Linked DNA regions of Homo sapiens: all the other regions are linked to region 3. A link is a contact called in ENCODE Hi-C or POLR2A ChIA-PET data. All regions are on one chromosome and are shown on one strand. Each heading gives the region's core, a stretch centred on a gene start or an enhancer-like site at or near the end of the contact. The rest is flanking DNA. Distances are from core to core; before and after follow the strand shown. Region 1 overlaps MAML3 (mastermind like transcriptional coactivator 3). Region 2 overlaps MAML3 (mastermind like transcriptional coactivator 3). Region 3 overlaps MAML3 (mastermind like transcriptional coactivator 3). Region 4 overlaps MAML3 (mastermind like transcriptional coactivator 3).

Region 1 (5,612 bases), core at 1,348-3,847, 71 kb before region 3:
TTTCTCCTCCCCCAAAAACAGTAATCAGAGCAGATGACAAGAAATCTTTTTAACATCAGCCTTGGTGTAATAAGCATCTTGGAAATGGAAAAAGCAAGAGGGGATGTGATGAAGTCTTTACCAGTCTGTGCAGATGTTAAGACTTTACTAGAGCCACAGCAAGAAAGTACTATTTATGTCAGGTTAATATCTTATTCATACATTTCTTTAGAAATTATGAAGGCATAGTACATTAACATCCAGTCATCCAATATTACTTAGAATCATAGGTGATACCTTCAGGAAAAAAAAGGTGGATGATCTTATTTCCTGATTGAAGAAATCTCAAGTACAGTTGAGAAGCCATATGTGGTTAGTATGTACTTAAGATATGAGCTTTAAAAGCAAGTCCTACATTTCTGCAAATTCAAATTTTACTATTACCTCTTTTAAAATTCAGTGTTTTTTAGAGGCATTTGCTTAATTAAGTTTGATTCTATACTTATTTTTCTGCCTTTTAAATACATACCCTAAATTAAAACTAAATCAGTGGTTCTCAACTAGGGTGATTTTTTTTTCCCTCCAGGGCACATCTGGCAATGTCTGGAGATAGTTTTCACGACTGTGGGGAGAAGAGGGTGTCACATCCATTAAACAGAGGCCCAGGTACTATGGTCTGAATGGCTGTATTCCCCCAAAATTCATATGTTAAAACCTGATCATCAATGTGCCATATTAGAAGGTGGGGCTTTTAGGAAGGGAATCAGGTCGTAAGGGCAGAGCCTCATGAATGGGATTTGCCCTTATAAGAGTTCCTGGTGAGCTGCTTCGGCCCTTCCACCAGGAGACATGCAGCAAGAAGGCACCATCTATGAACCAGGAAACAGGCCCTCACCAGACACTGAATCTTGATCTTCAACTTCTCAGCCTGCAGAACTGTGAGAAATAAATTTCTGTTGTTTATAAACCACCCAGTTAATGGTATCTTGTCATAGCAGCCCAAATGGACTAGGGATGCTGCTGAACATCCCAGAGTACGCAGGACGGCCCCCGCCACAGAGAAGAATCTAATTTAAAATGCTGATAGTGCCGAGGGTGAGAAACTCTGGCCTAAATCATCTCTGATAGAGATCCCCAAATTATGATAAAGCAATAACCATTTTAGTCCAAGTGTGTCCTTCACATAAGACTAAGGAGTGGAAGAGTGGAGCTCTGCAAATTGCATTGTTTAAAAATGCAGTCAGACCCTACTTTGGAACATTCTGCCCTTACTGGTAATACTAATTATGAACATATAGATTAAGTCTCCAGATAAGAATTAAAAGGATGTTCTGGCCAGGCGCGGTAGCTCACGCCTGTAATCCCAGCACCTTGGGAGGCCGAGGCGGTTGGATCACCTGAGGTCATGAGTTCGAGACCAGCCCAGCCAACATGGTGAAACCCCGTCTCTACTAAAAATACAAAAATCAGCTGGGTGTGGTGGCATGTGCCTGTAATCCAAGCTACTCAGGAGGCTGAGGCAGGAGAATTGCTGGAACCCAGGAGGCAGATGCTGCAGTGAGCCAAGATCTTGCCACTGCACTCCAGCCAGGGCCACAGAGTGAAACTCCCTAACAAAAAAACAAAAAACAAAAAACAAAAAAAAAACAAAAAAAGGATCTTCTATGCTCTTTTCTGTTCCTACACAGAAATTACAGGAAATTCATCACAGAATCAGTGAACACCAAAGCTGAAAGGGACTGCAGAAGGTAGCACAATGGATCCTCTCACTTTACTGATGGGAGGGGAAGTGGTGCAGACTGAGGTCACAGTCTTGCTTTCAGGCCCCAGCTGGTCAGTTTCAGAGCTTGGATTAGAATTCACTCCATCCCTCAGGTCTGTGCTCCTTCTCCTTGACTCGGAAGCAAATGTGAAGAATGGAGCCCAAGAAGGTTACAAAAAAAAGTCTTTGGACCAAAGTCTCTCTCTTGATTTCAGCCTCAAAGGAAGTGAGCTAATGTGGAGATGCATGGCACTCCTGGCTCCCCATCTTTGGGAGTGGTGAGCCTCCCAAGCACAGGAAGATTCAGCACCAACTCTAGCTGCAGATCTATCCCAAGGCCCAGATTGCATTAGCCAAGACCTCTCCAGGAAGCCTGTTGGAGTGAGCAGAGAAGAGCCTCAACAGGTGGCAAGTGGTCTCAAGTGCCACTTCTCTCTGAAAGGAAAGTCCTGCAAAAATGAAAATCTGCAAATGCTTTAAAAACGAGTGGCAGAGGATGGCGTCTCTGCCCTTTCTCCTCCTGGGTAAAGGGCAGTTGACCCTCACTATGTCTTCCAAATGCCTCCCATGACTTCCCAGCATCAACCACATCAAAAAAAAAGAGAGAGAGAGAGAGCACACAACTGCGCTAGGCATTCACAACATTCTCTTCCTTCAGGGGCTCCAATCTGGGCCCTGGCAGGTTATCAAAGAGACTTGGGTCTCTTTGTCCCCCATCCCTAATCTGTCTTGGTGTCTCTCTTTGGCCCTCCCATGGATGACATCCCCCCCAGAGACCTTGCCAGTCAGCCTGCCCACCTGGCCTCCCCACAGAACTGGCTATATAGCAGGAAACGGATTTGCCACTTCTCCATTTCCAGATGGCACTGAAACAAGTACACATCCTCCTTTCACTTTCAAAGAGCTCTATGACTACTTTCAAAGAGCTCTATGACTACTTTCAAAGAGCTCTATGACTAGTTACCTTAGAGAAACTGACAGAACAAAGGAACAAGCCTGCTTATGTGGTACTAGTAAAATCATAATATCAGCCACTACTTATGAAGCATTTTGTATGTGTCCGGCTCTGTATTAGGTGTTACACCTGCATTATCTACAAGCCTTTCATCAATCCTGCAAGGAAAGTATTAGTTTTACTCCCATTGTAAAGGTGAGAGAACTAAGGATTAGAATGATTTGAGACCACAGAACTTGTAAATAAAATTTTAAACATTTTGGTCTAAGTTGCCTTTCTCTTCAACATGCTAGAAATGAGTCTAGACTTACCTGGCTCATAGCTCCCTCTTTAGCTCTTTTACATGGCATTCATTTAAACATGCCTTCTCACATTTTTCTGCTTGGAGGCAGAGCTTGTCCAACCACCCCTCCATAGACACCACTGCCTCCCAGCTCCATTTGCCCCTGTCTGCTGAGCTCCTTCTATACTGTCCACATGTGTTCTCTAGTTGCTGCTTTAGCTCTATCCATGCCCAGCCACTAACAGTTGGGTTAGTGGTTGCTACGGTTTGAATGTGTCCCCTCAAAACTTCAGGTGTTGCCAATGTGACAGTATCAAGAGGTAACAGGGCCTTTAAGAGGCCATGAAGGCTACTCCCTCATGAATAGCAGTAAGGCCCTTATAAAAGAGGCTTCCCACAGTGTTCAGTTAGCTTGATCTTCTACCTTTCTGCCATGTGAGGACACAGTGTTCCTCCCCTTTAGAAGATGTGGCATCAAGGTACCATCTTGGAGACAGAGAGTAGCCCTCCCCAGACATCTGAACCTGCTGGTGCCGTGATCTCGGACTTCCCAGCCTCTAGAACTGTGAGAAAACAAATTTCTGTTCTTGATAAATTACCCAGTCCTGGGTATGTTGTTACAGCAGCACAAAATGGACTAAGGCAGTGGTTCTCTGGAACAACTGCCAATAGTAAGTAGGAATATCCCATTGTCCCACCCAGGGTCTAGGTGAGTACGGACAGTCTCAGGGCTTGACTGAGCACTGAGCTATTTTCTCTCTGGACTATCTTACTATCTGTTTGGCTGGCCTGCTACAGAGCTTCTGGGATCTGGGCTCTCCCTTTATGCATTCGGCATCTTCCAGAGGCCAAGCCCAGCCCGGACTCCAGCTAGCTGTCTGGAGGCCCTAGTTCAGACAAGCCTCTTTATCTTAGGGCTTGAGGCCTGGCTTCTGGGATCCCTCATGTCATCTGGAAGAAGGATCCTGTTGGCTTTACAACCTCAATACCCACAGACAATAAAGACTGGGTCCACTCTAAGAATCAGTTGTCACCCTCCACCTTGATCCCTGAGAAAATTCCCTTCCCCCACCCTCTGCATACACACCTCCTTTGGCCATTACTGTGGCCTTATTTTGACTTGATTTTTTCCCCCAGTCTCTGAAGCTTTGTGAGAGTTTTGGCTAAGACATCATCTCCCTAGCCTCCATTCCTGGTTTAGACCCAGGCTGATTTACTTCTCTACATGGAGTCCAAACATATTAAAAATCTAATGCCCTGGGCTACCCTGATTGTAGTCTGCTCACCCTCTAGATCCCGGTTAACTTAGGAAGACTCATAAAGGTGCTTTTAGTCTAATGATCGAGTTAAGTTGTCCAAATCAAGAGTCACCAGACTCCCGGGGTATTCATTGTCCATTCAACAAATATCCACTGAGTGTCTGCTATGTAGTCAGCACTGATGGTGGCATTTGGTGTTAGGGATTCAGCAGTGAGCATGACAGCCAAGGTTCTTCCTCTCAAGGAGCTCGTATTCTGCTGCAGGAAGACAGGCAATACATGAATAAACAAGTAATAATAATAATAACAATAATAAAACCATTGGTGGTCAGCCTCACTCAGAGAAGTAAAATAAGCTACTGCGGTAGAGAATTGTGTAGCCAGAGAATACTCCTCTCTGTTGATTTTAAGCTAAAATCTGAATTACAAGAAGAGTTCCAGGCAAAAGTTCTGGGTTGGGAACAGAAAGAATGCCAATGTTGTTTTTAAAAACAATCTTTTATTTTAGAAATAGTATATTAGTTTCCTAGAGCTGCCACAACAAAATACCACAGACTGGGCGGCTTAGACAACAGGCATTTATTTTCTCAGCGTTCTGGAGTCTGGAAGCCCAAGATCAAGGTCCTGGCAAGGTTGGGTTCTTCTGAGAACTCTCTCCTTGGCTTGCAGACAGCTGCCTTCTTGCTGCCTCTTCACATGGCCATCTCTCTGTGCACAGACACCCCGGTGTTTCTTTTCTTTTAAGGACACCAGACATATTGGCTTAGCGCCCTACCCCAATGGCCTCATTTTAACTTAATCACCTCTTTAAAGCCCTTATATGCAAGTATGGTTCTATTCTGAGGTACTAGGGCTTTAGAATTCAACATATGAACATTGTGGGCAGGGGTTGGGAACAGTTCAGCCCATGATAAATAGTTTTAGATGTAAAGAAAATTTGCAAAGATAATACAGAAAGTTCCCATATATCCTGTACCTAGTTTTTCCTATTATTAACGTCTTATATTAGCATGGTACATTTGTCACAACTAATGAACAAATATTGACACATTATTATTAACTAAAATTCATACTTTACTCAGATTTTCTTCATTTTTACCTAATGTCACTTTTGTGTTTTAGGATCTCATCCAAGATACCAACATTACCTTTAGTCATTATGTTTCATTAGGCTCCTCTTGGCAGGGACAGTTCCTCAGGCTTTCCTTGTTATAGATAACCAGTTTGGAGAGGATGGGCCAGCTATTTGGAGACTGACAAGCTTGTAGAATGTCTCAGCTGTGATTTGTCTGATGTTTTTCTCATGACTAGACCCGTGTTATAGATTTTCAGGAAGAAGACCACAGAGATAAAGTGCCATTCTCATCACGTCAT
Region 2 (5,676 bases), core at 2,959-5,458, 67 kb after region 3:
CTTGCAGTCACATTGAAACTGGCTTTGCTTCTGGCCACACACAGCTGGGCTATGAAAGCCATGGGCAGCTGAAGGTCAGGGAGGAGAAAAGTGAGAACACAGAGATCAGAGTTCCAAAGCAATAATGCAAGATGGTGGCAACAAGGGCCAGCACACCAGCCAGTCTGCTTGCAGGGCCAAATGTAGCAAAGACTCTTCAGAACCAGTAGAGCTTGCCCAGGAGGTGTGGGTTACTTCCCTGCTTGTGCCAGGACCAAATTATTTATCACATTCCACTTGTCGGGAAAATTGCATCTGGTTCCATTTTACATATATAATTGCATAGTAATCTGTGACTCATCTATGAGAGAGAAAATATTGCTATTTGTTCTTTTCAGAAAGAAAAAATAAAGCATAAAGAAACTTGCATGCAATGCTCAGAAGCAAGGGGAGTTTCGAGTTTTGTAGGGCCTGAAGTCTATAATATTTTATCCTTTAACAATAAAATAACTGTCCGGGCGCAGTGGCTCATGCCTGTAATCCCAGCACTTTGGGAGCCAAGGCGGGCGGATCACAGGGTTAGGAGATGGAGACCATCTGGTTAACATCGTGAAACCCCATCTCTACTAAAAAATAGAAAAAATCAGCTGGGCATGGTGGCGGGTGCCTGTAGTCCCAGCTACTCAGGAGGCTGAGGCAGGGGAATGGTATGAACCCAGGAGGCGGAGCTTGCAGTGAGCCGAGACAGGGCCACTGAACTCCAGCCTGGGTGACAGAGCAAGACTCGGTCTCAAAAAAATAAATAAATAAAATAAAATTACTAATTAAAAAAAAGTAAAGCACGACTATATGAAATTTCTAGGGCCCCTCGCTGAACCTTGTAAAGGGCTGTGCAAGGGAAGGAACTTGAGGTCAAGTTTCATTAGTCTCATGGAAAAAGTCCTCCTCTGCCCAGAAGTAGTTCCACCTTCTTGTCATGGACCACTAGGTCCTGCACTGTAGTAGACTATTTCTTCAACGATGCCAGTCAGCCCTTCCACTGTTTTGGGAGAGTCAGATCTTCCAGGTTCTATTCCAGTAGACAGTACCAACTACATTCCTACTCGGTGGCCTTCAAACTCCACCAATATCTTTCAACATAAAACAGGAAAGCAACCAGAACTCCCACAAAAGCTTGGGAGCAACCTGTTTGGCAGAGGAGTAGAGTCTTGTTGGGTGTTTGTAAGCTAACTTCACCTGTGCACAAATGCCAGTTTGTCTACCCAAGTGAAGTGACCCTGCAGCTAGGATACCTAGAACTGCTCTAATCAAAGTCCATCCAAAGTCACAGGCACAGTTTGGAACAGGACCTAGAAACTCAGGCTGACAGGTGTAAGCAATGCTGCTCTCCAGGCAGGGAGAAACCCACATACTGAGTCTTACTTTCATGTTCTCAGTATCTGCTCCCACCCCGTTTTACCCCATCCTGGGCTTCACACTCAGTGAACCCAGTCACCATTCACTGAACTCATTTTCCCACCTTCGTGCTACTGATCATGCTGTTTCCTATGCCTTTAAAGTCCTTCCCATCTTCTCTGGGTAGAAAAATGCTGCTAATTCCTCAAGGCAGATCAGATGCCAACTCCCTGTGCAGTCTTCCCTGCACTCTCTGCCCTGCGAAATATGCCCCTTCCCTGCTCCCTCCACCCTATGAAAGTAGAATAAAATCATTCCAACTTCTGTGTGCCAATCATACTTTTGTGTAAGTCTGTTATAGCTCTTATCACATCACGCTGTGGAATGATGTGGAGAAATCTCACCAGCTACTTTACCTGTATCTGTGCTGTTCCTTGAATTTCCTGCAATCTCAACAGTACCTGGCACAGAGGGGCTTGAAAAAATGTTTGCTGAATTAAAGACTGTAGCCAAAAGGCAAGTGTTCTTTTTCCTTTCACTTAAGTAGAAGCTTATCTTAATTAAAATAAAACTACAATATTATTGGGTTTTTAAATTACGTAGCTGTATATAGCTGCATATAATTGCAGTGCAATCAAACCTCTGATATTTTTAGGCAACTCTTTCTCTTGAAACCCTCCGTACCTTTGACTAAGTATCAATGTATTTCTCCCCAATAAGCCGGGTGTATACACGTATGTCTTTTAAGAAACTTTGGATTGTTCAAAATTTCAAACATACAAGCGTTGCCAGAATGTAATAAATTGCCAGCGACCAGTTTCAACTCATGGCCTATCTTGTTTCATCCATACCCCAAACCCACATTCCCTTTCCATATTATAGAAAGCACATGCCAGAACTTATATCTGTGAATACTGTGGAGTGTACCTTTAAAAGTTATGGCCTATTTTCAACAATATAGCCATAATACCATTATCACATCTAAAACATATTTAATAATAATCCCTAATATCATCAAATATTGAATGAGTGTTAAAATTTACAGTTGCCCCAATTCTTTTGCACTAAGATGTTCAACAGTAAAAGTACATTATAACTTCATTCAACTCATAAACAAATTGCCCTATTTAAATAAAAGCTCTGAATTCATATCCTATAGAACCATAACATTCCTCAGGACAAGACACATGAAGTCTCATTTTAATACAATGCCCTAATTATGCTGCTGAAGTTTTATTAAACATTTGTCCTATGGAGATATGTAAAATAATTTGTTTTCAGTTCATTACCTTTCTACTCAAAGATTTTATCCCATAAAAACTTCCATATGAGTTAGCACTATTTTTGAGTTATTCATAGCTCATAACAATACATTTTATTTTTAAGTCTTAAATTACTTCTTTCTCTTCCTCCTGAAACTCAAGTGCTCACTCTCAATTAACACAAATGCTTTCACTCTCAATTTTCACTTCTAAAATAAAACTATGGCTAGAAAGAAACTGCTCTCAATGAGCAATTCATAAACAAATGAAATATGCAAAGCCACAAATATCCCTTATAATTTTTATGTGGTCATGCAAATTAATGCATAAGAGTAAATATTTTCATCCACAATAACACAAATTAATGAGTGCAGGAGACTAACACCAAGACTGATCTGGGAGGTGATCAGTGCCTTCAGCAGACCCCAGGACTACAGATATTCAGAAGCAAGTGAGAGACTTAAGAGCAGGTACATAAGTTCATTTTTTGGTGACTCTGGACACATACAAAACATTCCTTAATCTGGAATTGGAAACAGGTACATAAAGAGCAAAAAGCAAGTGTACTCAATTTATCCAATTGACATGTCTCTGCAAAACATTTGTAGGGCAAAATCTTACCATTAGATGAATATTAAGGTCAAATTTTTGTGAAATTAAGATTCTTTTTTATAATGTAAAAATCATTCTTTTTCAATTAGGTTTGAATATAAAAAGTTTTCCCACCAAATACAAAGAAACTGAAAATGAAAATGTCTATTTAAATATAGAAAATATTTACTAATTCACACTAGTGGAAGGTGACATGGAATAATAGAAAATTGGAATTACTTTTAAGTATATACAAATATATAGAGTACATATATTTGCCAAATAAATGTCCTTTAAGATCCTTTAGTTGGTAATTTTATTTGCAATTATTTCATTGTTTCCCTTTTTTAAAAAAGATTATTCTAAATAAAAGTAGTTTATCTTGCTGAATAGGTTAAATGTCCTTCCCATGCCTGCTTTATTTACTATTAGTCTGTTTACAAGCACTCCTTCATATAAGGCAAAAAGCCTTATGACAATACCACAAATTATTAACATCTGGGCTCAAATTAATCAAGTTATACTGTGTTCTTAAATTTCTGAATTCTTTACCTTTTTTCATGTGTTCATGTGTTCAAAACAACTCTATAATATCCAGGGCCCCCAGGGAATCAGCTCCTATTCAGGAAGATCCTTACTCAAAACTAGCCCTCCTGAAAATGACACCTATATAGAGAACATTTCTCTTGCATGTTCAGGGCTATTGCCAATCACCAGAAACCAAGACGGTGTCTATTCTACTTCAGTAAAAGGACAGGGAGGCTGACAAAGAAATACAAAAGAGAACACAAGTCACGTGGAGCCAACTGCCTGGATTCAATTCCTTCAGAAAGTCACGTTAGAGACTGCCACTCTAACCTCTAACCCCACTGCTTCAAAAGTTGCCATTCCCTCCATCCTCCACAGCTCTGGCCACATCCAGACGAAACCATTAAGGCTGGTGTATACCCTACAGGGCAGGAAGTGAATCATGCTTCACTCAACTGAAATGGCAGCAGGTTTTTAGAAAGCTAAACACAGTCAACCCAAATGAATGGTAACACTTACCTTGTAAAGATGTGACTAGGGATTGTTATTGATGACAAAAGATCAGCACTTGGGTTTCCATCTCCCTTCACAGATGAGATTTTTTTAAAAGCATAGGGCACTTTACATACAGACACAGAGTATAGCTATGGAGATCACCTTCTGTAATACTAGCACTCAGAGTGTTCTCACTATTAACCCAGGACCTCCACTCATGTTAGATCTCTAGCTTGCAGAACATGCTGAGTTCCAGACTTGGACTGTCTTTCCTCTTCCACAGCAGAATTTAAAAAGCTCTATTTCCTCTTCCTTAGAAAAATTTTAAAGTTCTCAAAATGGGGATTTCTCTAGTCTCTTCCTTTTACCCTTAGTGTGATCTGGGGTGATTTTTAGGGTCTTATTACAAGCAAAATCCTAATTATGGGGAAAGCCATTATCTGGCATCTTATTTACTATAACCCAAAGCAAATGTTTGGGGTTCCTAATTATATTGATCCAAATATCTCCCTCGTATTTTCTTACACACTTACTATTCTCTTTCAAGTAAGACTTTTAAAAGCTGTTTCTAAATTTACACTTTTACTTGGTGCTGCTGACCACATTAAAACCTAACTTCCAAAAATAAGTTAAACTTTAATGTGGTTTTATGTTTTTAAGCATACTCTAACTATATAACTTTAAAAGTATGACTTACAGAATATTTATTTCCTTAAGAAAATATACAAATGCTTAATCAGAGACAAAGCAAGGGATTCCAAATCAGTTTTTTATACTGCAAAATATTGCAGTGAGCCATGATTGCACCACTGCATTCTAGCCTGGGTGACAGAGCGAGACCCTGTCTAAAAAAATATATAAATATATATGTATGTATGTATGTGTATACAGGTATATATATATATACACATATATACGTATGTGTATATATAATCTCAAAATTATTAATAGAGAATAGAAAAATTGATCTAATCTGATGCCACCTTCCAAGTCTCATAAAAATACAAATAAAATGTTTCTAAATTATAGGTATATCCTTAATAAAATTACAAAAACATGAGATTATCAAAGGAGCCCAACAGTTTCTCTAAGCACATCAGACAATATCAGAAGTCAATAGTTCAGATTAAGAAGGAAAGATTAATCTAGTAATTCTAAGGGTAATTTGTGTTACACATTTTTAAGGATTTTCACAGATAACCACGCATGGTAATATATGCAAATACACAAAAGAAATAAAACCTTAAAAGAACACACTAAATTTATTTTTTTTAATCTTCTAAAATGAGAATCATGACACCCACAGCCGGCATTTCTTCAGAGCCTACAGCTAGACAACCACCACAAAAAATGTTCTCTCTGATATCAGCTACAACCAACCCCCAGGTTAAAATATTTGTGGGTTTGTTTTTTTTTTTTCCCTACC
Region 3 (6,313 bases), core at 3,552-6,051:
GTCCCTGCTTAGTGGATTTGCAGCAGCTGTGAAATGTCAAGTCAAAATGCCATGGAAGATCTATACAACGCCTCAGCAGAAGAAAGGGCAAGAAATGGTAAAATGCTTATGCCTGGACATGTGTGAACTGACGTCAAACTGTCTCCCGATCCACAGGAGTACTGTTCCTGAATTTCTGTCTTGGCACCAGGCTCATTCCACCACAGACATATGAGAGTCATTTGTGTGCCTCTTATATCAAACTACTCACCTAAAAGAAGTAACACCATGTAAGCTACTTGAAATTAACACACTTCAGAGGCCAGAGATATTTACATATCTCCTTATGTGCAACAAAAGTCATGCCTGCTTACTTAACAAAAAGAAAGAAAAATCAAAGAAAAAAAGCACAAAAACTACTCAAAATATCATCACAGAGAGAAAGAGATAAGCCTTGTTCACATTCACATATTAGTGTTTTTCTTCCCAGTTTTAATGTATTTTTAAAAAACAGAATCTGGGCCAGGCACAGTGGCTCATGCCTGTAATCCAACACTTTGGGAGGCCAAGATGGGTGGATCACCTGAGGTCAGGAGTTTAAGACCAGCCTGGCCAACATGATGAAATCCTGTCTCTACTAAGAATACAAAAATTAGATGGGCATGGTGGCAGGTGCCTGTAATCCCAGCTACTCGGGAGGCTGAGGCAGGAGAATCGCTTGAATCCATGAGGTGGAGGCTGCAGTGAGCTGAAATCGTGCCACTGCACTTCAGCCTGGGCGACAGAGCAAGACTCCAACTCAAAAAAAAAAAAAAAAAAAGAATCTGCTATATATTGTGTTCTAGTGCCTGTTTTTGTTTGTTTGTTTTTTTTAATATTGCAATCAATGTATTGGGACTTTTTTTCAATCTAAAATATTCTTCTAAAGTGTAATTCTAAAGATTATATGTATTCCATTTTCTCCATATACCATAACTTACACAGCTAATCTCCTGTGGTTGGACATCTATGCTCCTTGCAGCTTTTCACTATAAAAAATAACTCAGCTACTATATAATGTTTTCACACTTTCTGACTAATTTCTTAGAAAAAAATTTATAAAACCTGTACTGATTTCCTATGATCCTGAGTATGGCAACACTCAAAGTAAACCTGGGGCAGCCCTTGGAAAGGGGTCTCGAGCCTCACTGACCCATCAGAAGAGCCTCTGAAGTATTGGTAAGAGCAGCTGAAGAGCTATAAACAATGGGCAAGTTCTCCATTTTATACTTAGAGAAAATAGAACCACTTATCCCTTAATTGCCGTGGCCTAGTCTTCTAGGGTTAAGCGCAGCAACATGTTTTGGTGCGTGAGAAAAAGAATAGTATATGCAAAGGGAGAGGAATTGCATGAATATTCTCTATGCTTCCAAAGTCAATATGAAATATAAATGCCCTCTAAAAACCCTGAGAGAATAATAAAACATGGGAGTTATTTATGCTATGGTCTAAATATTTCTAATTATCTTTCAGGCACATGGAAGAGCTGTACTTCCTGGCTCTTGTGTGGTTAGATGAGGTCATGTTACTAGTTCTGACAAATAAGTTGTGAGCAGAGTGATGGGGACCATTTCTGGGCAGGGACATTAAATTGCTGATGTTAGACCCTCTGGAGCTCTTTCTCCTTCAGCGTAACCACTAGTGTGAGATCGTGGCTAGTTTTGTGAGAATGGGTCCCTGAGTAACAATGATAAGCAGAATCTCGTCTCCCCACCAACCCACAATAAACATGAGCAAGAACTAAATTTTTGTTGCTTTAAACCACTAAGATTTGGGGGTTCTTTGTTACTATACCATCACCTAGGCTCTCCTGACTGATAAATAAGATTTAATTGAACTTCTTTGTGATCTCATTATCTAATTTAAAATATTCACAGAAAACTTCATTCTTCTCTACACATACAGTTTGAAAACCTGGCGAATTATAGACATAATCTTTCAGGTTTTCTGGTCTTCGTTACGTAACAATTCAACAGGCATTTCTTCAGTGCCTACTGGCTGCAAGACAGTTACATTAAGTGAGAAATACAAATACTGGGAAATACAAAGATGAGGAAGACACAGCTCTGGGCCTGAATCACTTAAGATAAAGTAGGGAGGATCCGGTTTCACATTTTCTACAAAGGAGGAATTTAGGGTTGGCAACTGGGTCGCAAAGGGCAGGGGGAGGGGTAGGGGGGACTGTACTGAAGCTGTGTTTGCATAGTAAATGCAGTCTATATATATTATATATTTATTTGAGGCAATTTTGCAGAGAGGCTCGTGTGGAATATAGGAGAGTGGCTAAACACCTCCTCTGAGCTGCTGTTGGTACTACCAAGGGAACAGTAAAGACAACTCTAAGTAGAAGGTGGAAAGTTCTGAAGGAGAGGTCGGAAAAAAGTGGCCATGGTGTTTCGAAGGACTGGAAGATGCCGTCTGAGAGACTGGGAGAAGGGTTTCAGTGAAGAAACTGCATTTGAGATGGGCTTTTGAGGCCAAGATTTCCACAGGGAGAGATCAGGGGAGAAACGGTCTGGAAGGAGGGTGCCGCCTAAGCAAAGACACAGGGGGACAAAGCAGAGGACTGATCAGGTATCCAGAGCGATGTCATAGCTAGTGCCTAGACAGACTGTTGGGCAAGTGCAGATTTGGGGGGAACGCACTGAGGGACTTAGAGGGATTTGTGCTTGGCTGGCTGAGTTAGGAAATTCAGGGCAGCGGAGGTGGGTGTGAAGCAGGGATTTCAAGGCAGAGAATTATACACCAGGAAGAAGAGAAGCAAGAGGAGCTGGTCCTGGCAGGTTTACTTGGCGGAATTGCAGCGCCCGTATCTGAATAATGAAGTTGGTGAAACCGAGAGGGCTGCAACCCAGAGATGAAGGCGCGGAGCCAGGACGTGGCTCACGCTGAGCTTCCAGCTCCAAACTCTCAGCACAGGGCTGAGCACAAAATAGAAGAGCGATGAATGAATAATACCTAATAATATCCCAACCAACCGGCCAACTGCAGGACAAGCCAGTTTTACAGGACTTGCCGGCCAGTCCTTTATTTTTAAACTTCTTTGCCCGCTCTTGGAGCTTGAGTTTGATATTTACACCCACCCCCCACCCCCAAAATGGGCACAGCAGAAGATGGACGCGCTGCTCAGATCTAAGCATTTGGATACCTGTAAATAGCTCTGGTTTAGCTTGGAGGAGACTGAACTTAAATGGAGTGAAGTTTGAAGACTGTCTGTGAATTTTAGCTTTAAATATTGTAAGTCAGCGCTGGCGGCAATGGCCATCTTTAACTTCGTGATACTAAGAAAAAGATAGGCTCTTCAGACAAGAACAAAAACATTCCAGTTCTCAACATTTGGTAAGGCTTTTCCCCAGGAATTCCCTTTTGCTTAATCTGACCCCACATACTTCCTTTAAATGTCCCTTTACGAAGACATTTTAGTTTTGGTTCAAACAAACACAAAAGTTAGTGTAAACGCTGGGAAAAAGCAGGTGGAGTGGGAGACTAATGATCACTTTTCTGTGTGATCCTGAGTGAGTGGACTGGATTTCTGGCCCAATAGTAGGGCAGTATTTCAAGAATGAAAGGGAAATTTCTTGAGGGAAATGGACAGTTTAAGGATGAATATCATTCTTTTGATATCTTCCCAAAACATGTGCAAATTCAGCAAGAGGTTACAGGAAACCTCAATACCCTTGATTCAGAAATAAACACAGGTTATCTTTTCAAAAGGCATACAAGTGACCAAATAATAAAGCCATCTCCAAAAGGTCAGGAGAAATTTATTGGGAACCTACTGGGCATAGAACTGAAGAAAGTCTCCTTGTAACTGGGCTTCCCATGGTTGCAAAAACAGTGGGTGCCTTCACTAGGTTTATTACCAAAGATAGCAAATGTTTTCCATGGAAAACTTAACTGGAATCTGTTTTGTCCTAAGGTCAGATCTACAAAGCCATAATTACCCAGGTAACTTGGGTCTGATGTTGCCAAAAATATCCAGGTAATTACAGGAGAAAGGTCATTTCCTCTGTATAATCTCAACTATACCACTGGCTGTCTATACTGGCAGTTATCCAGTTAAGAACAGCCTTTCACATTTCACTTTGTGCTTGCTTAGACCCTGCCAAGACTGAAAATCGTAACGAGTTTTTTAAAATCCCCTTTATAAATATTCCCCTTCCCTTGCCCCATTCCCTAGGATGATCTGATGACTTCCTCACAAGACGATATACGGAATACTTTGCTAATTTTTACATTCAAAGGAAATGCTTTCTGGAAAGAATACTGTGAGACAGAAATGAAACAAGAAAGGTGAAGAGGAAGAATGAACAGGGGTGCCAAGATGTGCAAAACTGTGGGGATTCAAAGATTCATAGCAAGAGAGAAAGAAAAAGAGAGAGGAGCAAAGCAGATATGCAGGTCAACAGACGTCTTTATTCAGAGTTTGAGCTTTGTCAACACAGGCAGTTTGGGGGCAGAAAGAAGCGCATCTGCTGCTCTGTGATTGCACAAGAGAAGCTACCACTCCTTTTCTTCACAAAGAAAAAAAAATGGCATTTATCGCAAGTACAGCAAGGCATATTAGGATTCACCTCCCCCATTCTTTCTTCCCTCTTCCTCCTACCATCTCCCTCGCCGCCTCCCTTTCCTGTTGGAAAAGAAAAGGTGGGAGGGAGAGGAGGACCCACCGGTCACAGACAACGCTGTGGGATTCTCTTTCTTCAGCTTTTACCAGCCTATGGGGGTCAGGATGCTATTGGTTCAGCTTTATGTGTGATATGGTGCCTCTCACTTAGCAACAGCGAGCAGGAGAGGCAGGAAGCAACGCCACCTGGCTCAGCAAGTGTGCGGATGGTTTAAAACGAGCCACTCACTCACAGGGAGAACAGAGGAGGGGGGAAGAGAGAGCAGGCTGAGCTTAATATATTGTACTATTAAGAGCAAGGCTTAATCAGGGTGTTAACAACAACCAACAGGCAGGCTATGGGGGAAGAGCAAAGACTGGACAGGAGTTATTTTTAATGAGTATCTACGTATAAATCATACATGTTGCCTTCCTTTTTTTTTAAAAGGACAGACTACACTGTGCTGCCTGGATGGTGGGTGGGGAGAAAGATGGTTATCTAGGCAAAAAATAAGAGATAAGATGCATCTAAAATTCTACAGTGAGTTTACTCGGTTTTACTTTGTTTTCACACCAGGGTGTTACTAGAAAAGAAAAAGTAAAAGTGGGTGTACTTGAAAAAGCAATTGGCTACGTAATCACAGGATTTTTTTTTTTAATTAGTCAACACAGTAGCTATTTCTAAATCTTAAAATCCATTTTAGCATTTGAAAATTAACTTTCTGGAGTGGAAAGTGGCAAAAGAGAAATCTAGCAGAGAAACATCTCTGCTAGAAAGATTTTTTTTTCCTTTGCCTCCTTTGTGGTAAAAGGGAAATTTCTAAGAAGGATGCTGATAGAAGTTCTGAAAGCTCACACTGCCTGAATATAACAGGGCTCATTGCCAATAACAACAAGGAAATGTATTCTGCTATTCCATATTCTTTCATTTCTCTTAATAGAATTTGCCTTCCCCTCTATTCTAGGTCTTCCCGCCAAACTTTAGAAGGATTATCTCACCTACTTATCCATCCCAACCCACCCCACTGCATAACATCTAACAGCCTAGCCTTAGACCCTAAAATATAAATGGGAAAGCATCCTTCTTTCGTTCGTAGAGAAAAAAATGGGAGTCAACTTGGGTCTTTCATTGGAGTCAACTGGTGCCCTAGAGACAAAGCCCAACACTCTGGAGGGCACAGATGGGCCTCTGTCTGCCCTTCTAAACCAGACCCAATTAACCCCTTAGGCTCTGAGGAGTAAAAGCCACTGACTACAGTGACACCTACTGCTCGGGGTACAGCTGTACATCCTCGCACCGCCTCCCAGGTTCTCCAAAGCAGCCATGTGTTCCACTGCCGTGGGCTCCACTGAACACATTTCTCTCTGCTCTGGGCTAACACCTGGAGAAGGAAATTTTCAGCCCCCTCATTCTAAGGATGGCCTCTGAACCTATAAATCAGGGCCTTCTATAGGCAGGAGTCCTCACCCATGGGAATACAACACGCTGTCAATCTATAAAGTGACCAACTCTCGCAGCGATTCTATACAAAAGAGGCAGAAAACATAGTCTGAGAAGAGCCCACACCTCCTTCAGAATCGCTACCTTGAAATTACTTGTTAATCCTGTTTGATACCCAATGAAGTTATCCTGGAAAAAAAATGAAAGTTTTACTCAGTATCCACTGAATTTTGCTATACAGGGAAAAA
Region 4 (6,327 bases), core at 3,655-6,154, 98 kb before region 3:
AAATTTTCATGGTTGATATGAAGGACTTACAGCTAGAACCAAATACTGTTCAGTCTGTATAACGAGCCTGACAATGTGAATAATCTCAGTGCAATAATTTTTTTTTTGTTAAGCACACAGGTATGTACAAACGCACAAAGGTAACTCCTGAATAGTCAATAAATAACTATACCAAACGTATAACTGCTAATTATGGGAATAATATAATGAATAATTACAGATTTTTTTCTAAATGCAAGTTTTCATGCCAGAAAAAAATTTTATCTCCAGAAGAATAATTTGTGCATTGCTTAAACAAAAATCAAAGTGAAATCCTTCCAAACAGCCCAGGTGACATCCTTGGTTTTATTCATGTAAATAATGATTATAAAATATAAAAGCTAAAACAGCTGAATAAAACATCCTTCCTGGCCTCAGGGAGGTCATCAGTTCATTGAGGGTCAAGAAATACTACACTTCTAAAACTACCTTATATCAACCCTTGATGTTTCAAAAGGAAAACAAAAATAGCACCCAAATTTCTCCAGGCAGAGTAAGCCACACACACACACACACACACACACACACACACACACTCTCTCTCTCTCTCTCTCTCTCTCTCTTTAGAAAAGCAAAGTTTGCAACATGCTATAATTAAGCTCACATCCTGACAGTAAAAACACAAAGTTTTATTCTAAATATAGAGGAAGAATCTCCACATTGCACAACCTTTCCAATTGTTGTTTTTTAACATTAGTCATTGATGTCAGTGTGTCCTTTGCATAAAAAAGTCCCTTTCTGAAAATACACATACAGTAGACATGAAAATTGTACTGCTTTCAATTTTTATTTAGGGTGGAGATTTTCTTAAAATCTTCGGTAGATTTTATCCTTGCCTTGTCCTTCCTGTAAGTCTAAATCACTATTTAAATGGCATTTTCCTTCTTGCTCTTAAAATAGCGAAGTGGTATTTGCTAAATGGACATGGATAGCTATTCACAGCCCAATTCCTAAGTCTTAGTCTTCTACACAGGCTGCCCTGATCGCCTCCAGAGATGAAACTTGTCCATGGAAGAGAAGCTATACACACATCTCTGCCACCAGGAACCTGGGAAAGTCTGGTTTCATGTAACACTAACAATGCTGCTACAAAAATTACAATTTTCTAGCATGGTGGATTGGACTCTGTCCTATTTATTAAAAGAACTGTAGACCTGAGGGCAGCTCAATCCACACCTTGCAAAGCACCCACATGTCCCTAGCAGAAAGGAGGGCTGATTTTAATTTATGGGGCTTAATTAACCTTTTAATTTAGGGGTTAGTGGTAAAGTGTATCTAGAATCTAGCTACCTGCTGTGATCCTGGAGCAAGTTAATCTCTCTATGCCTCAGTTTCGACAGCAGGATTCCGTCTCAAAAATCAAAACAAAACAAAACAATAACTAGTATTATTCTCAATTAGGATTTCTAGAACACTAAAAGCTACCACTTGCTGGGCATGGTGACTCACTCCTGTAATCCCAGCACTTTGGGATGCTGGGGTGGGCGGATCACCTGAGGTTGGGAGTTTGAGACCAGCCTGACCAACATGGAGAAACCCCGTCTCTACTAAAAATACAAAATTAGCCAGGTGTGGGGGCGCATGCCTGTAATCTCAGCTACTCGGGAGGCTGAGGCAGGAGAATCGCTTGAACCTGGGAGGGTAGGTTGCAGTGGGCCAAGATCACGCCATTGCACGCCAGTCTGGGCAACAAGAGCGAGACTCCATCTCAAAATAAATAAATAAATAAATAAATAAATAAATAAATAATAAAAACTACCACTCTACACTAAAAAGTCAAACGTGGAAATATACAAAACAAAAGTCTATGTGGAAAAACCCAACAATTTACAAAGGTAAATTAGATTTACAGGAAGCAAACACACTCCTGAGCACTTTTGCTTTATCCAAATACTTCATTTCACTGTTAAGAACAGTTGATGGGCCTTTAGGGAAAATATTTCAGCTTTCAAATAACTGCTTTGAAAAGGACTAAAAACTATATTTAACTGCCTCTTGGGCAATTAGACCATGGCCATTGCCACATCTGCTATTTTCTCATCAGGAAACTGCTTCCAAGACATTTAACATTCATAGGTGTATTAGCTCATTATTAATACTCTGGAAATTCTCCATGACACTATTAACTACAGTGCAGAATTTGATGTAAGGAGGCTCCATCTTGGTTTCAATTCATGTAAGAGGATTATGAACCGAATTCCCTAAAGGATGACACTAGAAATGGTCTCAAACATGGACTGAATTATAGCAAAGCTCCAAAGTGTAATCTATTTCTAAAAACTTGTCTTCAATCATCTCAACCCTTTTCTCATACTTTATCTCTATCTCTTCATATTATCCATCAGTAATTGTTAAAATAGCAAACACTTACATGACACTATGTATGGACACGTATATTAATACAATTAAACCTCACAAGATCCCTGTAAGGTAGAAACTATCATCCCCATTGTACGTGTGAGAAAACCGAGGCACAGGTAAGAGAGGTAATACACTAGTAGTGCCAGAGTTGGGATGTGAACACAGGCAGTCTCACTCCAGGGGTAAGCTCTTCCCTATGGCCATGCAGCCTCTACGCCTTATTGACATGCTTCTAAAATACAAAAGTGGTAGTAGAAATTTTTTTTTTCTTTTTTTGTTTTTTGAGACAGAGTCTTGCTCTGTTGCCAGGCTGGAGTGCAGTGGCGCGATCTCGGCTCACTGCAACCTCCGCCTCCTGGGTTCAAGAAATTCCCCTGCCTCAGCCTCCCTAGTAGCTGGGACTACAGGCACGCGGCACGACACCCAGCTAATTTTTTTGTATTTTCCTAGAGATGGGGTTTCACCATGTTGTCCAGGATGGTCTTGGTATCTTGACCTCGTGATCCGCCTGCCTTGGCCTCCCAAAGTGCTGGGATTACAGGCGTGAGCCACCACACCCGGCCAGTAGTAGAAATTAATTAGTCTCAGACTCTTATCATAAGATAGAAGCGGTATCAGGAATTGAACTCCCACTCTTTCAGTGCTCTGTGATAGCCCATGTACTATTCTTCTGACACCAAGATAAAAAAGACTATTTCCAATGAATGCCCATTAGATCAGAGATTATGCCACGTACAATCTGTCACAAAAAACCAGGAAGCATGTCACTGAAACAGTCTGGCTTGTAACATAACTTTTATTCTAAAGAAATACCCATCATTTGATACTATGGAAATCTGAATATTATGTTGTACTTTTAATTTACAAACACAAATTTAATTGACATGAAATTTATCAAGATATGAAACCTAAAAATATCAATGTTGTCTTAAATTCCTTTTGACAAGATTGTTAACTGCTTGACATTTTCATGCCTTTACTTTCCTTGAATTCCTCATGTGATGGTTCATTTTAGTTGTTAACTTGACTGGGCTATGATGTCCAGTTGTTTGGTCAAATACCAATATAGATGTTGCTAGGAAGGCTAGTTTTAGATGTGATTAACGTTGAAATTAGTAGACTCTGGGTAAAGCAGATTACTCTCTATAATGTAGGTGGGCCTCATCCAGTGAGTTGAACACCTGAAGAGCAAAGACAGGTTTCCCAAAGAAGCAGCATTCTGCCTTCGGACTGCAACACAGAAAACCTGCCTATGCTTCCAGCCTGCAGATTTTGGACTCAAGACTGCAATATTAACGATTTTTTTTTGGAGACAGTCTTGATCTGTTGCCCAGGCTGGAGTGCAGTGGTGTGATCTCAGCTCACTGCAACCTCCGCCTCCCAGGTTCAAGCAATTCTCCTGCCTCAGCTTCCTGAGTAGCTGGGATTACAGATGCACACCACCATGCCCGGCTAATTTTTTGTATTTTTAGTAGAGACGGGGTTTCACCATGCTGGCCAGGCTGGTCTCAAACTCCTGACCTCGTGATCTGCCTGCCTTGGTCTCCCAAAGTGCTGGGATTACAGGCATGAGCCACCATGCCTGGCCAATATTAACTCTTAACTTGAATTTCTAGCCTGGTAGTCTGGTCTACAGATTTTGGACTTGCCAGCCCCCACAGTCAAATAAGCCAGTTCTTTAAAATGAATTCTCTCTTTATCCTCTATTTGTTCTGTCTCTAGAGGACTCTGATTAATACAACCAGCACCTCCCTCCTATCACCTTTTTCACAGGAGACCCTCAGTAGAGAGTCCTGTAGATCAAGCCTCCATCCTGATTGCCCATTGTAGTTCTTATAAGAAAAGATAAAGTTGGCCACTTTCCATTACAGCACACAAACTAGCAACCTTTCTGGAACTGGGTAACACATTCTCCCGGGTTTGACTGTGGTAGATTCTAAACCACACGCCTTCTGTGAATAGTTGTGGTTTGACAAGCTACAAAGACATACAGCCTGGTCTGTGTAAGTCCCCAAGTAGGGGCCCCAGAGACTTGCGGCCACCCTGCTAAGAGTCCTCCAGCCAAGCTCTGCCCAAGGGAACAGCACCACCCACACCATCAAAGCTTTGCCTGCAGCTCTGGGCCAGCCTGAAGGGCTTGAAGAGGCCATCGGGTTACTAAATGGCATTTTGGTCACCTTTTCTTTCCTCCCAAGATCGTGAAGAACAACCTCATTGCCCTAATGACTCCCAACTTCTGTCTGCACGTGGGTTTGATTGTTACAATCACATTTTGCTTACTGCCAATCTCCCATTTCAGCTGTTCAAATTCTAGGAAACCAATATTTATTTCCTTAACAAAAGATCTCAACAAGCCAAGCCTCCTTCTCTCTCTCCCTCCCTCTTTCTTTCTCCCCATCCTACCCAAACCACAAAGCCCTGTTCTTTGTAAAGGGCCTGTGCTGGGAGCTAGAAATGTGTCACACCAAGAACATCCACCATTGCCCAAAGCTGTTTTCCTTGTGGCTTCTTCAGTAGCAGCCACGCTGCCTTCAGTGTTGACAGTCAGCAATTTTGAATGTGCTGACATGGAGAACAGTGACCACAGAGTCAATGCACACCAGCAAGGAAGAGAAAACAAATGCGGAAATGGAAAGGTGATGCTGGGCCTCTGTCTTTCCCTGCTTCTGGAGGCCCACCAGTGAGGTCACAGGTTGGCCTGTGGAGGCCTGGAGGGCAGGGAGCACAGGCAGCCTCACCTCTTTCTGCTGTTTCCCTGCCATCACAACTTGGTCCCCGCATTTCTATTTTGGGGGCTGACGCATGCAGAGCTGTGGAGGAGGGAGCCATTCCCTCTACCACCTTAGGTCCCTCTCCTTGCAGCTGGCTCCTACCAAGAGGAGAGAGGAAAGGGTCAGCTGTGGCTTCTCGGCAGCTCTGTGAACTGCTCTCTCCAACACTGAACTCAACAAATGTTCTTTACATTGCTAATTTGTTTTTGTTCTTTTTTTTTTTTTGTCTCCAGTAGCAGGAAAGTTTGGTAAGCAAAAAAAGATCCCAGAAAATTTCTGGGTAGCAAGTCTAGTATTAAGGGGGGCCAAGGGGTGAAGAAGGATGGAGCCATTAAATTAAAGCTTACGAAGGGCTATTAGGCTGCGTGCAGTGGCTCACACCTGTAATCCTAACACTTTGGGAGGCTGAAGCGGGCAGATCACTTGAGGTCAGGAGTTTGAGACCAGCCTGGCCGCCATGGTGAAACCCTGTCTCTACTAAAAATACAAAAAATTAGCCGTGTGTAGCGGCGGGTGCCTGTGATCCCAGCTACTTCAGAGGCTGAGGCAGGAGAATCGCTTGAACCCAGGAGGCAGAGGCTGCAGTGAGCCGAGATCGTGCCATTGCACTCCAGCCTAAGGGACAAAAGCGAAACTCCATCTCAAAAGACAAACAAACAAAAAGAAGGGCCATTATAATATCACTATAATGCTTTATAGGCAGACTGTGAGTTGGGGATTCTGGAATCCCTCTTTTCTTGGCTCTATCTGGGTTAGATAATAGGGAAGTTATTTAGTTCGAGGTGGTTCAATGTATGAAGTGATCAGGTAGGCAGGGGGTCTCTCTGTCCAGAGATATGCAGTGGGGCAGTTCTGGGACCTGGGGTTACACATGAGCAGGGACAAAAGCTGAACTTAATGTTTGGCCTCCTGCGTAAAATAGTGCTTCTCAAACTCTGCAGTTTATAGACCACACCTGGGGTGTAAAAATCCCTACCAACCTCGGACTGTCCTCACATGTGCCAAGAGGAAAACAAAATCCCATCCACTGCAGTTAAAAAAAAACAAAACCAAGTACATTTGGGGGGAATAAAAATTGCAGCAGAAATGGCTAGTGGCCCACCAAAGATGTCTGCACCCTTTCAGCTGTGTAAATTTGATGCTGGTGAGTGGCTGC

What was found. Hi-C counts contacts between places; a loop is a spot of excess contacts on that map. ChIA-PET counts read pairs that join two places held with the same protein, here RNA polymerase II (POLR2A). Pooled maps may share reads with other maps.
Region 1: a loop to region 3 is called in a map of OCI-LY7, with 2.1 times the contacts of the local background. The contact joins two enhancer-like sites. A Hi-C loop is called at or near these places in 2 of 168 maps with a recorded cell type or tissue (OCI-LY7 and ascending aorta), 2 of 37 single-sample maps with no recorded cell type and 7 of 50 pooled maps. POLR2A ChIA-PET finds 5 or more read pairs at or near these places in 2 of 52 experiments (H1 and SK-N-SH).
Region 2: a loop to region 3 is called in a map of CD8-positive, alpha-beta T cell, with 4 times the contacts of the local background. The contact joins two enhancer-like sites. A Hi-C loop is called at or near these places in 1 of 168 maps with a recorded cell type or tissue (CD8-positive, alpha-beta T cell), 4 of 37 single-sample maps with no recorded cell type and 11 of 50 pooled maps. POLR2A ChIA-PET finds 5 or more read pairs at or near these places in 6 of 52 experiments (WTC11, activated CD8-positive, alpha-beta T cell, activated T-cell and 2 more).
Region 4: a loop to region 3 is called in a map with no recorded cell type, with 6 times the contacts of the local background. The contact joins two enhancer-like sites. A Hi-C loop is called at or near these places in 2 of 37 single-sample maps with no recorded cell type and 11 of 50 pooled maps. POLR2A ChIA-PET finds 5 or more read pairs at or near these places in 2 of 52 experiments (Panc1 and SK-N-SH).

The regions. Positions count from the first base shown.
Region 1 is chr4:139,976,279-139,981,890 of GRCh38, forward strand. All of the region lies in intron 1 of MAML3 (mastermind like transcriptional coactivator 3), which reads right to left. Among named protein-coding and RNA genes, the nearest start is that of MAML3-AS1, 150 kb to the right of the region's middle. RefSeq lists an enhancer at 2,827-2,876. Within about 2 kb of position 2,598, at least 2 of the 41 ENCODE cell types and tissues checked have a DNase peak (open chromatin) inside an H3K27ac peak, as active enhancers do.
Region 2 is chr4:140,112,508-140,118,183 of GRCh38, forward strand. All of the region lies in intron 1 of MAML3 (mastermind like transcriptional coactivator 3), which reads right to left. Among named protein-coding and RNA genes, the nearest start is that of MAML3-AS1, 13 kb to the right of the region's middle. Within about 2 kb of position 4,209, at least 3 of the 41 ENCODE cell types and tissues checked have a DNase peak (open chromatin) inside an H3K27ac peak, as active enhancers do.
Region 3 is chr4:140,044,615-140,050,927 of GRCh38, forward strand. The region is part of intron 1 of MAML3 (mastermind like transcriptional coactivator 3); the gene reads right to left. All of the region lies in intron 1 of LOC124900783 (a long non-coding RNA gene), which reads left to right. Among named protein-coding and RNA genes, the nearest start is that of MAML3-AS1, 80 kb to the right of the region's middle. RefSeq lists enhancers at 4,149-4,685, 4,686-5,221. Within about 2 kb of position 4,802, at least 29 of the 41 ENCODE cell types and tissues checked have a DNase peak (open chromatin) inside an H3K27ac peak, as active enhancers do.
Region 4 is chr4:139,946,352-139,952,678 of GRCh38, forward strand. All of the region lies in intron 1 of MAML3 (mastermind like transcriptional coactivator 3), which reads right to left. Among named protein-coding and RNA genes, the nearest start is that of MAML3-AS1, 180 kb to the right of the region's middle. Within about 2 kb of position 4,905, at least 2 of the 41 ENCODE cell types and tissues checked have a DNase peak (open chromatin) inside an H3K27ac peak, as active enhancers do.